Linked DNA regions of Homo sapiens: region 2 is linked to region 1. Evidence: chromatin loops called from intact Hi-C (ENCODE). Cell type or tissue: heart left ventricle. All regions are shown on one strand.

Region 1 (8,000 bases):
TAGAAATGCTTACATTAAAAAAAAAATCCAGGATTGTGCATACCAACAGAAAAAATGTTTTACATTTTTAGATCCATTGAGAATCCCTGCTGTGGAGTAGCATGCTATTGCTACCATGCTGTTGTCTTAAAATCTGATCTTGTAACTTCATTCACCTGTGGAGACAACCTTGGTCACTCTACACAAATATTCCTGGATGATGGTTTTAAGCTGTGCTTCAGGGCTCCTTCAAAGTTCCCTTAGGAGTTTATTGGGGGATACCAATTCTGTTTGAGAGTCATACAGTTTGTTCACCTTTTTCTTTGCAGAGAGGAAAGTTCAGGCCAAATAATTTCCCCTAAGGTCTGGAGGGGCAATTAACCAAAGGTCTGTAGCAAGCTAGCATCAGGGCTGAGATTAGAATCCAGGATCTTCAAGTATCAAACTGTGGCTTGTTCTGTTGACTCACATTAGAGATAAAAGAATGTGTGGGAACAATTGTTCCCATCTTGGAATTTCTGAGACATAAAAAGACTTCCTTACTGCTTATCTGATTTTACTCTTAGTTGCTTAGAGAAGAGGTCAATAGTGGTTTCATTTTGGATCATAGATTAAAACATTGCTAGCGAGGAGCCATAGTATCTTCCTATTGCATCACTACTACTTGACTGAGTCAGAGAAGACCTTACCCAGGCACCCATTTCAGAAATAATAGCTAGTATACAGCAATAGTGGTAGGAACCCTGAAGCTTAGGAACTAAATTAAACCAAGTGTGTTGAAAAGCTGAATGCACAGCAGAAACTTGTGACTGACAGTGATGGAGGTCAGTAATCTGTGTCTATAAAACATCCAGGCAGATGTCATCTCATAAATTTCCATCCACAGCCTCTCCCTTGTCTGTCTTTTGCTGCCTGTTACAGGTTGTAGAACTCATGACAGGTGGAGCTCAAACTCCAGTCACCAATGCGAATAAAATCTTCTATTTAAATTTGCTGGCCCAATATCGGCTGGCCAGTCAAGTGAAAGAGGAGGTGGAACATTTCCTAAAAGGTGGGATCCTGTCTGTTCTTGGCCTTGAAGTTAAAATACCTGTATCCATGGTGTGGGTATGACTTTAACTTGCCTACTTTGTTTCAGGCCTGAATGAATTGGTCCCTGAGAACCTTTTGGCTATTTTTGATGAGAATGAGCTTGAGGTAAGTGATTGCAATTCAGACTCCCATTCTTAACTTGGCATTTTTGTAGCTTACAGGAACCAGCTTGGTGTACCTTCTCTTATGAGATGCAGCTGGAAAGCCATTTATGCAAGAGGTGGTTTCACTTTTGTCGCTCCTCCATTCATTGACCCTTCAGCCTTTAAAAAATTAGAATGTGAAAATTAGTAGCAAAGAGTGCAGAGATATTAGCTTAAGGGATAAATAAATGAAAGTAGCAAGTAGCTCATTATTTATGAAGAGTAATAATTAATACTCATTTATTCATCAAGTATCACTGAGGCCGGGCATGGTGGCTCACTTCTGTAATCCCAGCACTTTGGGAAGTTGAGGTGGGTGGATCACCTGAGGTCAGGAGTTCGAGACCAGCCTGGCCAACATGGTGAAACCCCGTCTCTACTGAAAATACAAAAATTAGCTGGGTGTGGTGATGCACGCTTGTAATCCCAGCTACTTGGGAAGCTGAGGCATGAGAATTACTTGAACCCCGGAGGCGGAAGTTGCAGTGATCCGAGATCGCACCACTGCATTCCAGCCTGGGCAACAGAGTAAGACTCTGTCTCAAAAAAAAAAAAAAAAAAATCAATGAGTAGTAAAGAATGTTAATATCATGTACCGTCTATAAAATCCTATGACATTTAAGGGAGTAATAGAATTTATTTTTTCAGGTATATATTGAGTGCCTCCTGAGGCACTGCAGAGAGAGTAACGAATAAGACAAAGTTCCAGCCCTCATGGGCTACATTCTAATGAAGTGAAGGAAACAAACCAAAAGATGAGATCATATTTCAAAAGCATTAGACCAAAACAGTATATAGTATATATTTTTATTTATATAGTAAATTCATTCTTATTTCAGATCCTGTAACAACTAAAAAATGGCTCTAAGATGGTAAATACCATTCTATGCAGAACTGAAGTCCGTATCAGGTGTGGGCAAAGAATAACATCAATTTGTTGTGGCCTGTTGCTCACAGATGAGACATCAGTACAAAATGGTGCAGTGCAAGTTACTAGTTATAAATTCCCGTAGTTTCTATGAGGAGTGTCTTTCTGCAAACGTTTCTTTAGGGAGGAAGGTTTTCTTTTAAAATGGGGGAAAAAGTAATTTTAGGTGGTCTTGCCCAATTCTTATTTCTATTAACTGAAGTAGATTTGAGAACAAGAATCAAAATCTTCTGTAATTTTCATGTTTTATATCTTCAGATGTGAAATCCAAACAAAATGAACTCTCCACAGCTCAGCCTAAAGTTTCTGATAAACCTGTTACCTAGCACTGTTATTTTTTGGGCTGAGGAATAACTACTGGTAAATTTTGTTACATTTTGAAGCAAAGCATTTGTAACAATTTGTAGAAGTAAGTAGAAAGGAAGGACATGGTCTCTTACAGTTGTTCCACATCCTGCTCTTAGTTCCTGGTCAGCTTAGCAAGTTCTTTTTGAAGGAGCCAAGGCTTCTCAGGCTCAGTTTGGGCTCTTCTTGTCTCTGGTTAGAATGTATTATTCTTTATAGCTATTGGATGAGTACTTGCAGTCTGCTAAGTAACATGCTGGATCCTGAACCAAATTAGGACATTAACAAGATGTTTAAGGCTCTGATGTCATTAATGTTCTCATTTTTTGGCATACTTTTAAATGTATCTGATCAAGTAGAGGCAGAAGCTGAAGGGAAGGTAGTAAAAGTTCAATCCACAAAAGAATGCATCCTAAGAAAAAGGAAAGGTCATTGACAAATTCATAAATGGGCCTGGGGATTTTGGGGAAACAGCTTGCCTTTTCTCCTTGATATTCCCAGGCTAAGTTTAGAGCAGACTGTCAGGAAACAGTTTGTGTGTGTGTGTTTTGTCCTTTGTTTCATTTAAAAATAATCCATAGTAGCAGTTCTTAGGGTGTTCATCAGAAATACCTCGCCTGTAATCCCAGCTACTCAGGAGGCCGAGGCAGGAGAATCACTTGAGCATGCAAGGTGGAGAGGTGGAGGTTGCAGTGAGCCGAGACAGTGAGACTCCGTCTCAAAAAAAAAAAAAAAAAGAAAAGAAAGAAATACCTGAGCAATTTTTTTTCTTCCTGTATAAGCTCATAACCTGTTCCGAGAGATTCAGATTTAGAGGTCCCAGGTAGGGCCACCAACACTTGTATAAATATATATTTTAAAAGCCATGTGAATCTTTTTTTTACCCACTGGTTAGCAACTATTGCCCTGTTGTATGTAATTGATTTTCCTAAAGCAGTATTCTGGCATTATGACCTCACCTTCTGTCTTTTTCCTGGTAATGTTTTCTTCTACATTTTGCCTGTTAACTTAGGTAATTTTGACCTTATATTGGGTCTTTGTCTCTCTGACTGTCATAGTAACACCTTACCATCTTTTTCCAGCTGCTGATGTGTGGGACTGGAGACATCAGTGTGTCTGACTTCAAAGCCCATGCAGTAGTTGTTGGTGGCTCATGGCATTTCAGAGAAAAGGTAAATGGACCAAACTTCTTTCAGTTGGATTTGTGCCATGTTATAAGGAAAAAGTTTCAGAAGAAAAAAGTAGAGGAGGCCGGGCGCAGTGGCTCATGCCTGTAATCCCAGCACTTTGGGAGGCTGAGGCAGGCGGATCACAAAGTCAGGAGTTTTGAGACCAGCCTGGCCACATGGTGAAAGCCCGACTCTACTAACAATACAAAAAAAAAAAAAAAAAAATTAGCTGGGTGTGGTGGCACATGCCTGTAGTCCCAGCTACTCGAGAGGCTGAGGCAGGAGAATCGCTTGAACCCAGGAGGTGGAGTGAGCTGAGATCACGCCACTGCACTGCAGCCTGGGTGACAGAGCGAGACTCTTTCTCAAAAAAAAAAAAAAAAAAAAAAAGAAAGGAAAAGAAGAAAAAAGTAGGGGAGTCAAAGCAGTTGATATGTTTTCTGGGAAAAAAAAATGATGCATGGGGAAAGATAGGTGGTTGTCCAGGCAGAAGGGAGCCCTGATCCCTAAGGGCTGTCATGCTGACTGCCACAGGAGTAGTAAATTGGAGATGGCGAAGAAAGAGAACCAACAGTCAGTGACTACCCTCCTAATCATGTGACAGTGTAAATTCTTGAAGTGCTTGTCAAACTGTTCCTACCCTGTGTCCTCATAGAACGGTAACTGGGGCACAGCCCCACTTTAGTGTATCTTGTTCCTTCCCCAGGGATCTAATCCTAGCTTGTTTACTGTGTGTGATCCCAGCCTTGTGCTCTCCCTGCCAGGTCATGAGGTGGTTTTGGACTGTGGTTTCCAGTCTGACCCAGGAGGAGTTGGCTCGGCTACTTCAGTTCACAACAGGCTCCTCTCAGCTACCACCTGGAGGCTTTGCCGCCCTCTGTCCCTCATTTCAGATTATTGCCGCTCCGACCCATAGCACGCTGCCTACTGCACACACATGGTAGGTATCTGCCCGCCTGATGCATGCCCAGTGTTTTTGGTGGTATGAGTTAATCACTTCTCCCTTGCCCTTCCAGTTTTAACCAGCTGTGCCTCCCTACATATGACTCCTATGAAGAGGTGCACAGGATGCTGCAGCTGGCCATCAGCGAGGGTTGCGAGGGCTTTGGCATGCTCTGACCACTCTCCTGTCATCCAGTTGGCTCCCATGCTCTCTGGAGCTTCTGGGCGCAAGTTACAGACATCATAACCACTGATCCTAACACACATAACCATCAGCCAGAAGATGCCGCATGCTCCCCTGTGTCTGGAGGATTTTGTCACCTACAAGCCTTGTCTTTACCTCACCTGCTCCCTGCCCATATCTACCACAGGCCACTTTGGCATGGTATGTAAGCTGAGCTCTTCATTCTGTCATGAGAAGAGGACCATGCTGCTATCATTTATTTGGTCCTTTGAAGATCTCAGTAGCTGAGGGAGATGGCACACGGGGCTCAGCCCTGTTGGGAAACTGGTGTGGAGACCCTTAAATCCACACTGTGCTCCAAAACTCCCTCTGCTGATACTCCTTGGAGACACCCTCTTTGGCCCTCACTACTTGACCAGACTGGTACTTGAGTCCTTCTCATGGGTGGGGTGATTGCCTCTTCTCATCAGGAGCCAGGAGAGAGGGGGACAGATAGGAGGTGGCCCATAGGAGCAGTCCCGCTGCACAATGGTAGGCATAGGCCATGGCACTGGACTGCCTCTAAGGACTGCTAAAAAGAATATTTTTTTGTGGTGTCAGAACTGGAAAAAGCACTTTCCCTTCGGGCATTTCTGGAAATGATTATTAATCCACAAAGAAGAACTCTGTAAGCTTTTTCTTGAATTGTAGCCAGTGAGAAAAGCAGATAGACTGAAGAATATGAAGGATAGCTGAGCTGTAGCCTCCAGAGTGGGGCATGCCTAGGCATATGGCTGGCTTGGAGACTACTGATGCTTTTCCCTGAGTTTGTTATTGGCACTGAAGTATGGCCGGCTTGGGCCACTGACTTCCCCATTATGTAGTCTGCTAAAAGCTGGGGATCCTTTAGCATTCTACTGAAGAAAATTTTGTAGCAAAAGATTAGAACAGTAAGAATAGTATGCCAGCAATCCCTGATTCTCTCTCTGCTTGGTGTTCTCTGGCAGCACTAAGACAAAGGAACAGGGACTAGGAGTTTACGTGCTTATCACAGGTCCTTGGCGTCAGGACACTAGGGATGAACATGGAGGTGATATGTTACACAGTAAACACCTGCCAACCCCTGTACTCCCCTTTGCTCCATCAGTTATCAGGAAGGAGAACTAAGGAGGGAGGAAGCTTATTAGGTTCACTGTTGAATGATGATTGAAGAGTACCTGCTGCTGTATCTTGGAAGATGACAACATCCTTTTTCATTACTGTTTGATTGAAAATAATTTCAAGATTCAAAATCTCATTGACTTCCCAAATTTGTGTTTTTAAGAAGGCTTTGCTGCAAGCTACCATTCCCAATGGGGCAGTCAACTCTGAGAATATTACAAGCCATCTTTATTGCCAAAACCAGCAAGTACACAGAGTCCTGAAACAAGGCAGGACTTTGGCAATGCCTTGGCCTCCTGGAAGCATGTCTGAGCCCTCCTGTTCGCAGGGATCATGAGGAACAAGCCCTCCTGAGCTGCTACAGTTCCTGCCTGACCTCAGTCTTTCGCAGTCATCATTTGTCCTTTCTTGGCACATGGGTGCTGACCTCACTCATCCTTGGGGTCCGGGATCCAGCATCAGGGTCTCTATACCCCAGGATCCTCCATGCCACATGGTCACTGCTCTCCTCAGGGACCAGGACAAGGTGCTGCTGCTTGCCCAAATGTTTTCCCATGGGATATGTACCGGAAGGTTTATCACCACCCTGGGAAACATAATGCTGCCCCTTGGGCCCAGAAAGGGGTTTCCAGCTGGGGGCACGTGGACTGGTTCTGCTGTTTTTGGCAGTCGCTTTTCTGAATTCTCCCCTCCGGCAGCCTTCCAGAGACTGATCCTGGAGATTGAGTTGATTGTCTTGGCTAGACCTGTCATTTTAAGCTCTAGTCATAGCACTTTTTCAGAGCATCTTAGGCACCATTGCAACCCAACCAGGGAAGCTGCATCCCTGTGGTGGTCCTTAGGCACCAGTCTTTGTTAAACAAAACCCTTTGGCACTATTGTGGTTTTCTATTCTCTGTCTGAACTCTATTCAAAAGTATCTTTGCTCTCTTGGGCCTTTTCTTTTACTGTTTTGTTTTTTTTTTTTCTAATCCTGCTTTCATACTAGCCAGTGTGGGGAAAAGGTACAATATGTCAAAGAGATGAGAGAGTGTTATTTCTTGGGCAATTTTCTATTAGTGTTTCTTATTTTGGCCAGTTCTTTTATTTATGTCCTTGTGACCCAGGTACTTGGGGGGCCAGCTACCCTTCTGGCCTTTTAGCGTCTTTGAAGGAGACCAGACATGAGTGAATACCTAGGAGAGTGTCAGCATGTTTCTGGAAAATTGGCAGAGACCAAGCCCTGCTGCAGATTCGTCAGGCCAGGTGAAAGGGCCAGGCAGTTGCAGCTGATGATGTAAATATTTTGTACAGTAGATAAATAAATGTTTAAAAGAACTAAGGAGTGAGTGGCTGCTTTAAATGGAGATTCATGGCTTGACTGGAAGGTGGGGAAGGAAAAGATTTGGAAATGATTTTGCATTTCCCCAGGAATTCCTCCTGAAGTGGTCGGCTCGGGGTAGAGTGTACACCTGGAGTCCTGGCCTGTCCCACTCTTGCCCTTTCACCCTTCCCTGATTGCTGTCCATGGTGCCAGGCAGGGCCACTGTCTCAGCCATGGGGAGACGAGGACAAGTGTTTATGCTCAGTTTCTGAAGAAGGAACCGGTTAATCAGTCTTTAAACAATAATTCATTGTTGTTTTACTACCTAGAAATTCAATATAGAAAATTTGGAAATAAGAAAAAGAACAAGGGAAATAGGTAAGTTGCTATCCAGAGGTAATCACCGTTAACACTTTGATAAATAGCCTTTTGATTTTCATATTTAAGCACACATTTGTCTCCCAACATCTCCCTCACCCACAAGGGGTTTGGGAGTGGCAAACAAAAATACTGCTCCTAAGAAGTTTGTTGGCGGCAAGTCTTACCGATTCTTTTCAGCTTACAAAGGTAAGCTTGGAAGAGAAGAAAAAAAACAGACCTCTGATTTGGGCCTAGAAGGAGTAGTATTAAGGACCCTGACTTTCTTGGGAAAGTAATTATGATGTCTTGTATATTGGTTCCCAATCTGGAAAATGTTAAAAAAATTCCCTTTTGAATTTAAAAACAAAACAAAACAGATCCTTGCCCCCACCCCAAACAGTGCATTCTCCTCTTA
Region 2 (8,000 bases), 150 kb before region 1:
TAGCCAGGCATGGTGGCGCATGCCTGTAGTTCCAGCTAATAAGGAGGCTGAGGCAGGAGAATCGCCTGAACCCTGGAGGCGGAGGTTGCAGTGAGCCGAGATTACACCACTGCACTACAATCTAGGTGACAGAGTGAGACTCCACCTCAAAAAAAAAAAAAAAAAAAGCACAATGACAATATTGAGTATGGAAGAGGTCAAACAAACAGAAACCTACAACTGGTAAAAAATAGAAAATTTTTCCTTCCATCAAATAAATAATTAATTCAGGCAAGAATTACCAGTGAATGAAAATTTGTTGGGGAAAAGATATTAAGAGTATCTCCCTACAGATTACTTATCACAAAGAGAAAAAGGTAGAAAAATTTGATGGATATCACCTTAACCAAGTAATCAGTGCTTAAATCACCAATAATGAGATAAATTAACACCATATGGCTCCTGATGTGACACACTGAGAGGGCACAGTATCACTTATGTAGCATTCCCGCTAATGTTTAACCTGAACCTAAGCATGTGGAAACAAACAGACAAATTCAAATTGAGGGGCATTCTACAAAACAGGCCTATACTCTTCATAAATTCTTTATCTTTCATGACAATGACAAGGCTGAGAAACTATATTTTATATTAAAGGATTGAATCTTAGATTTTTGAAAATTTCTATATACCACGTTATAGGGACAACTGGTAAAATGTGAATATAAACTATATGTGAGATAATTCAAGAAATTTAATTCAGGAAATTTATATTACTTAATATAGTATTTTATCAATACTAAATTTCCTGCATTTGATAACTGTCATCAAATCAAAAGAGAATGTACTTGTTCTTACAAGATACCTACTGATGTATTTAAGGGTGAAGGTTTATAAGATCTGCAACTTAACTCTCAAATGGTTCCACAAAAACAGTGACATCATTAACAAGAATGTTAATAAGAATACATGCATTCAGAGAAAAATGTGGCAAAATACTAACCGTGATCTCAATGAAAGGCATATCAGTAGGTGTTCTTGTATGAATACTATTCATATAACTTTTCTGTAGGTTTTAAGTTTTTCAAAGTAAAAAGGTGAAAAAGTAACATCACTTTGCATTGCATTTGAACCAAAGGATACTCACCTCTTCAATAGCAGCATCTTGCAGCAAAGAACGAATATCTAGACGCATCATGTGACGAGGTGCAGTTTCCCAGTGATCAGCCATCTATTGAAAAATTCAGATGGTTGAGTTATCTCTAGAAACTACTCAAAGACCAAGTAAGCATCCAAGATAAACAACATTTAACAATATTTTAAAATATTGTTAAATATTAATTAAATATTTGTTAAATATTAATTTAATATTGTAAAGTCTAATGGGCTAATTTCTTTTTTTTTTTGAGACAGAATCTCGGTCTGTCACCCAGGCTGGAGTGTAGTGGCGCCAACATGGCTCACTGCAGCCTTGACATGGTGGGCTCAAGTGATCTTCCCACTTCAGCCTCCCCAGTAGCTGGGACCACAGGCACATGACACCATGCCCAGCTAATTTTTGTATTTTTTTGTAGAGACAGGGTTTCGCCATGTTGCCCAGGTTGGTCTCAAACTCCCAGGCTCAAGCGATCCGCCCACCTCAGCCTCCCAAAGTGCTGGGATTACAGGCCTAAGCCACCATGCCAGGCCATAACAGGCTAATTTCAAGAAGAGCTAGGAAAAGAAACAAAGGAAGAGAAACATTTACTAAAGCAGATAGGAAAGTTATTATGAAAAAAAAAGGAGATAAACAAGAGCTTCCAGACAAGAGTGCTGATACAGATAATATGAGGTTTAGAGTACAGTCACACATCACTTAGCAATGGGCATATATTATGAGGAATGGGTCATTAGGCAATTTTGTCATTGTGTGAACATCATGGAGTATACTTACACAAACCTAGATGATAAAGCCTACTGCACATCTAGGTTACAAACTTGTACAGCATGTTAATGTACTGAATACTGTAGGCAACTGCAACACAATGAAGTATTTGTGTACTTAAACATATCTAAACACAGAAAAGGTACAATAAAAATACATTATAATCTTATGGGACCACCATATATGCAGTCCTTCCTTAACCAAAACATCATTATGCAGCGCATGATAGTACTCTATTATTCTATGTTTCTTAAAATCACCTTATTTATTTCTTTAAGCTTTCTTCCATGAATATTTCTCTTGCCACAAGTCTGGTTATCTGCACTCATTTCAGCCAAATATACCTAAGCAAGAATGAATAATAATTAGGCAAAGATATATAACATTTACATGACAACACAAAGTACTTTAAAGTTCTTTAAGCTTCTACCTCAAATCCCTTGGTTTTTGCTGCACTCCAAAACTGGTCAAAATGCCTAACTCTGTCATTGATGGCATCCAGGATGATGAAGGGAAAAAAGCCATCATCCAGAGTCTTTTTGAAAGTTTTGAACATGCTGGTGCGGTAAGTCTCCTCCATCTCAGCTTCATATTCATATTCCATTACCTAAGGTCCCCCAAAAGAGATATGGAATTAGCAAAAGCAAAGAATCATCCAAAACCTTTTCCTTGGTTAGTATTTGGATAGAGATGACTTTGTAGTCTTTCCTTCACACCCAAGTACTAAAGTACTGTGTTCGGAAAAGAGAGAGGTCCCTGCCCTCAAAAAAGCCACATTTCTCTCCAAACACATTTTCCTTTAAATACTATTAATGAATCAGAACGAGATCTGAGATGAATACCATACCTTCTTTTTCACTTTCTTTCCAGAATCTGGATCTTTTTCTTCTTTTTCCACTTCAGTGATGAAGTAATCATCCAGGCTTAGAACTCTGGGTGCAGGTCCTCCAAATTCTACCTCCTTATCCTAAGAATCATACAGTCAAGAAGGTTAAAACGAATTTATGGAATAAATTAATGTTCACACCAAAGTTCCCTCTTGTGGCTAAATAATATACAATCTTCTGGTGGTTTCAAATCAAGCAGAGGCAAAAATGTTTCTCTGAGTAGATAAAAATATATATGGGACAACATCTACCACATGGGCCAACTGTAATGGATCAAATGGAAGACAATTCTATTGGCATTATGTTGCTTGCTATTAATAAGAAGGCAAGTGACTACTAACACAAGCAGCACAAGCAGCTGATTTTTCAGCTTCCCCATACTCACTCGAATAAGTTTTGCAACATGTGTCTTTCCACTGCCAGGTAATCCTCTCATTATAACAACAATCTGAAACAGAATAGACCAAAAAAAAAAAAAAATCACTGAGAGAAAATTTTCTGCAATGAGATAACAGTTAACAATGACCTACCATTTTCCAGGATAGACTATACAACAGGCCATGAAACAAACCTTCATAAATTTGAAAGGACAGAAATAATATAAAGTATGTCACTGGACCACAGTGGAATGAAATTAGAAATTAATAGTAAGAAAAAATTAGAGAAACTCACAAATACGTGAAAACTAAACAACATACTCCTAAATAACCAATGAATCAAAGAAAAAATGAAGAGGAACCAGAAATCAAGAGGAGCCAGAAACCAGGAGGAACCAGAAAATACTCTGAGATGAATGAAAAAAACACAACACACCAAAGCTTACAGGATACAGCTAAAGCAGTGCTTAAAAGGAAATTGATAGCTATAAATGCCTATAGTAGGAAAGAAATAGGTCTCAAATCAATAACTTAACCATCCACTTTAAGACACTTGAAAAAGAAGAGCAAACTAAAGAAACAGAGGAAAGAAACAATAAAGATTAAAGCAGAAGTTAATAAAATAGAAAACAGAAAAACAAAAGAGAAAAAGTCAATAAAACCAAACGGTGGCAGTGGTTCTTTAAAAAGACCAACTTTTTTTTTTTTTTTTGAGATGGAGTCTTGCTCTGTTGCCCAGGCTGGAGTGCAGTGGTGCAATCTTGGCTCATCGCAACCTCTGCCTCCCAGGTTTGAGCGATTCTCATGCCTCAGCCTCCCAAGCAGCTGGGATTACAGGTGCCTGCCACCACGCCCGCCTAATTTTTGTGTTTTTAGTAGAGATGGGGTTTCACCGTGTTGACCAGGCTGGTCTTGAACTCCTAGCCTCAAGTGATCCGCCCACCTCAGCCTCCCAAAGTGCTGGGATGACAGGCATGAGCCACCACGCCTGACTAAGATCAACAAAATTGATGAACTCTTACCTAGGCTGAATAGAAAAAAAAGAAGATTCAAATTACCAGAATCAGAAATGAAAGCTGGGCTCAGTGGCATGTGCCTATAATCCCAGTTCCTCAGGAGGCTGAGGCAGGAGGGTCACTTGAGCCCAGGAGTGCAACCCCAGCCTGGGCAATAGTGAGACTCTGCCTCGAGTAAAAAAGAAATGAAGGAGGAGACATTACTACCAACCTTATAAAAAAGATTACAAAGGAATACTATGAACAATTGTATGCCAACAAATTAGATAATTTAGGTGAAACAGACAAATTCCTGGAAAGATGTAGACTACTAAAATTTACTCAAGAACAAATAAACAATCTGAATAGACCTATAACAAGTGAAGAATCTAAGACAATAATTTTAAAAAACTACACACAAAGAAAAGCCTAAGCCTGGATGACTTCATTACTGAATTCACCAAACATTTAAATACCGACTCTTCCCAAGGTCTTCAAAAACATAGAATAGGAAGGAATAATTTCTAACTTACTTTATGAGGCCAGCATTACACCAAACCACATACAGACAAGAAAACTACAATATCTCCTATGAATATGGATGCAAAAATCCTCAACAAAATATTAGCAAGCTGAATCCAGCAACATATAAAAATTATTACACACCATGATCAAGTGGGATTTATCCCAGGAATGCAAGTTAACATATGAAATCAATTAATGTAACACATCATATCAACAGACTAAAAACCAAAATCACACGATCATCTCAACTGACACAGAAAAAGCATTCAACAAATCCAACATCCTCTCATGATAAAAACATTCAACAAACTAGGAATAGAAGGGAACTTTCTCAACCTAATGAAGTGCATCTACAAAAAAATTCCACAGCTAATATCATTCTTCTTTTTTTTAAAGACGGAGTCTCGCTCTGTCGCCCAGGCTGGAGTGCAGTGGCGCGATCTTGGCTCACTGCAAGCTCCGCCTCCTGGGTTCATGCCATTCTCCTGCCTTAGCCTCCTGAGTAGCTGGGACTACAGGTGCCTGCCACCACGCCCAGCTAATTTTTTGTATTTTTAGTACAGACGGGGTTTCACCGTGTTAGCCAGGATGGTCTCAATCTCCTGACCTCATGATCCGCCCATCTCAGCCTCCCAAAGTGCTGGGATTACAGGCGTGAGCCACCACACCCAGCAACATCATTCTTAATGGTAAAAGATTGTATTTTTTTCTCTCTAAATCAGATACAAGACAAGAATGTCCACTCTTGCCATGTCTATTCAACACTGCATTGGAGGTTCTAGCCAGGGCAATTAGGCAAGAAATAAAAGGCATTCAATTCAGAAAGAAAGAAGTAAAAGTATATTTGCAGATGACATGATCTTATACATAGAAAACCTTAAGAATCAACTAAAAACCTACTAAAAGTAATAAATGAATTCAGTGGTATTGCAGGATACAAGACGAATAAACAAAAATAAACCATATTTCCATATATTTGCAAGGAACAATCCAAAAATGAAATTAAGCCATCAATAATAACTTTACTACAGGGTACTATGTTCACTTTTTGGGTGACAGGCTCTTTAGAAGCCCAAACTCCAGCATTACACAAAATACCTGTGTAATGAACCTGCACATGTATCCTGAATCCATAATTTAAAAAAAAAATGTGAATGTATTAAACAATCCAATCAAAAGGCAGAGATTTTCAGACTGCATTAAAAAACACGATCCGCTGTGTCCTACGGAGTCAGAAACAGGAATCTGAATTTCTAGAGTGATTAGGGAGTTACCCTTGCAAGGATGGTGAAGAAATGTCAGAAATAAAGGGAACCTGAATGGAAAAAAAAAAAGATCCAACCATAGGCATACTACAGGAGACACACTTTACATTAAAAGATACAAATAGAATGAAAGGAAGGAAATGGTAAAAGATTTATCATGCAAACAGCAACCACAGGAAAGGTCAAGTAGCTATATAGTAATAGTAGGCAAAAAGACTTTAAAACAACAATCTATTAATTCTGTATATATGGAATTAAAATATCTGGCTGAAATCTCCAGTACCAGTTAATTCAAATGGAGTCAGTCTAATTATTCTGTAATAAGACAAATTTAATAGAATGCGCACATTTGGAGGTCACTAGGAAATTAAGCCTAAGCTAATCAAGTCTCCTAATTCTCCCTTTCTATTCCACACACCATAAAACCAAATCCACTTTTCCTCTCTTCAACGCGCAATTAATTGAGGTCTCATTAATATGTTTTAAAATTCAACATCTTTTTTGCCAAGTACTTTAGTGCTAAATTCTTAAAGATTCTATAGTGTAGGCCATTTATGAGATTATATGGTGATTTAGAGATAGTAAAACGTCTTGAATCTGATATTATTACTATGTTGCAGAAAAATAAAGAAATTCTTTTCAGGATATTAACAAGATCTCTTATCTTCTGGTTTGCACGAAGACGAATCAACTTCATAGGACTCACTCTCTCAGGTCTGCTCTCCCGGCCCGGTGGTTTCAAAATATCGTCCACATTCTTTGATTCAGGCTTCTTCTCGACTCGTGGAGCTGGAGGAGGCTGGTGGCTCAGTGAAGGAGCTGGCAGAGGCATTCGCTCCTCAGGATAAGTCCTTCGTTCTCCTAGGATTCCAGCAGTTGAACAAAATTACTATTTGTAGAGTAATTATTTTGAAATTCAACTCTCCCCACACATCCTAAGGTAATATAATTCAAACCAAGTCCAGTGATTTTGGGGCCACTTTTAACTTTAATTAGAGAAAATTTAAGGTAATGTAAAATCTACTGAAGTCAAGAAAATGAGAAGATTTAAGTATGATTTCAGGCAAATAGAATGTTCTGCAAAACACTGAATTCATCCTTGTTTGTATTAAATGTAGGAAAGTTAAGCAACAGGACATGGAAGAATAATAAATGCTTTGCTGGATAGTCCTAAGTTCTGTAACTTCTGCTTTATGGTTTTAAGAGTAAGAGTTATACCATCTTAGGAGAGCCTGTTCCTAAAAATAGGTATGAGTTTCTAGTTTAAGTGTAAATCATAGCAGTGAAAAACTAAAAGCAACCTAAATAACTAAGAATAAGGGTCTTGGTCTTATATTTTATCCACTCAATGGAATGTCACAGAGCCATTAATAAAATAGGTTTACATATGAAAAATGTGTATGGTGCAATATCAATCAGAACAATCACGATAAAGAAATTGTATTATTATACTTTGATTACAACTTCATAAATATGTCTGTAAAGAGCGAATGAGAGGAAAGCTACAAAATTATAATAGCTGTAGTATGGTAGGTAGTGAGACTATCAGTAATTTTGATTCTACTTTGTTTTAAAAATAAACATGCTTTATTTCATTAATTACACTGCTATTTTTTAGGACAATGCCACCAGCTCTAAGAAATCTGTGAATACGTTTTACTCTAAAAGTTTAAATTCATAGCTACAATGGAAAGCATCTCCCATGCTTTACATTCTCAACATCCTTGTAGTTAATAAGGCATCACTCTACCTCCAAACATGGATGGTCCTTCATAGACTGGTCGGTCAGACTTCCGGTCATAGGATGGCCTATCAAAACCCCCTCTTCTGGATGAGGAATGGTCTTTTTTGTCTCGATATGACTGAGCTCTAGAAGGTGTAATAGGAAGCGCTTCAGCAAATAAAAAATATTTGGGGTTCTCTGCTTTATAACGCAACAGCATTAACTGCCCAATTTTCTCTATAGGAAGGTACTCCACACAGTAAATGTTTACTTTTTTTTTTTGAGATTGGGGTCTTACTTTGTCAACCAGGCTGGAATGCAGTGG

The links. Hi-C counts contacts between places; a loop is a spot of excess contacts. Peaks named below come from ENCODE experiments on the same cell type or tissue, not always from the same donor. Only the 100,000 strongest peaks of a DNase experiment are listed, where the experiment ranks them.
Region 2: it touches region 1 in a loop (2.0-fold over the local background); 4 of 110 quality-filtered maps call a loop at or near these places.

Annotation. Positions count from the first base shown.
Region 1 is chr14:74,660,495-74,668,494 of GRCh38, reverse strand. AREL1 (apoptosis resistant E3 ubiquitin protein ligase 1) reads left to right here. Exons shown (of 20, transcript NM_001039479.2): 16 at 901-1,030; 17 at 1,118-1,176; 18 at 3,570-3,659; 19 at 4,421-4,596; 20 at 4,673-7,239. The coding sequence ends at 4,775. Among named protein-coding and RNA genes, the nearest start is that of AREL1, 49 kb to the left of the region's middle. In heart left ventricle, no CTCF peak of the experiment used is centred here; no DNase peak of the experiment used is centred here; H3K27ac peaks cover 3,804 bases.
Region 2 is chr14:74,811,441-74,819,440 of GRCh38, reverse strand. YLPM1 (YLP motif containing 1) reads right to left here. Exons shown (of 21, transcript NM_019589.3): 10 at 7,703-7,821; 11 at 6,659-6,813; 12 at 3,176-3,238; 13 at 2,751-2,870; 14 at 2,334-2,510; 15 at 2,164-2,247; 16 at 1,127-1,210. Among named protein-coding and RNA genes, the nearest start is that of YLPM1, 52 kb to the right of the region's middle. In heart left ventricle, no CTCF peak of the experiment used is centred here; no DNase peak of the experiment used is centred here.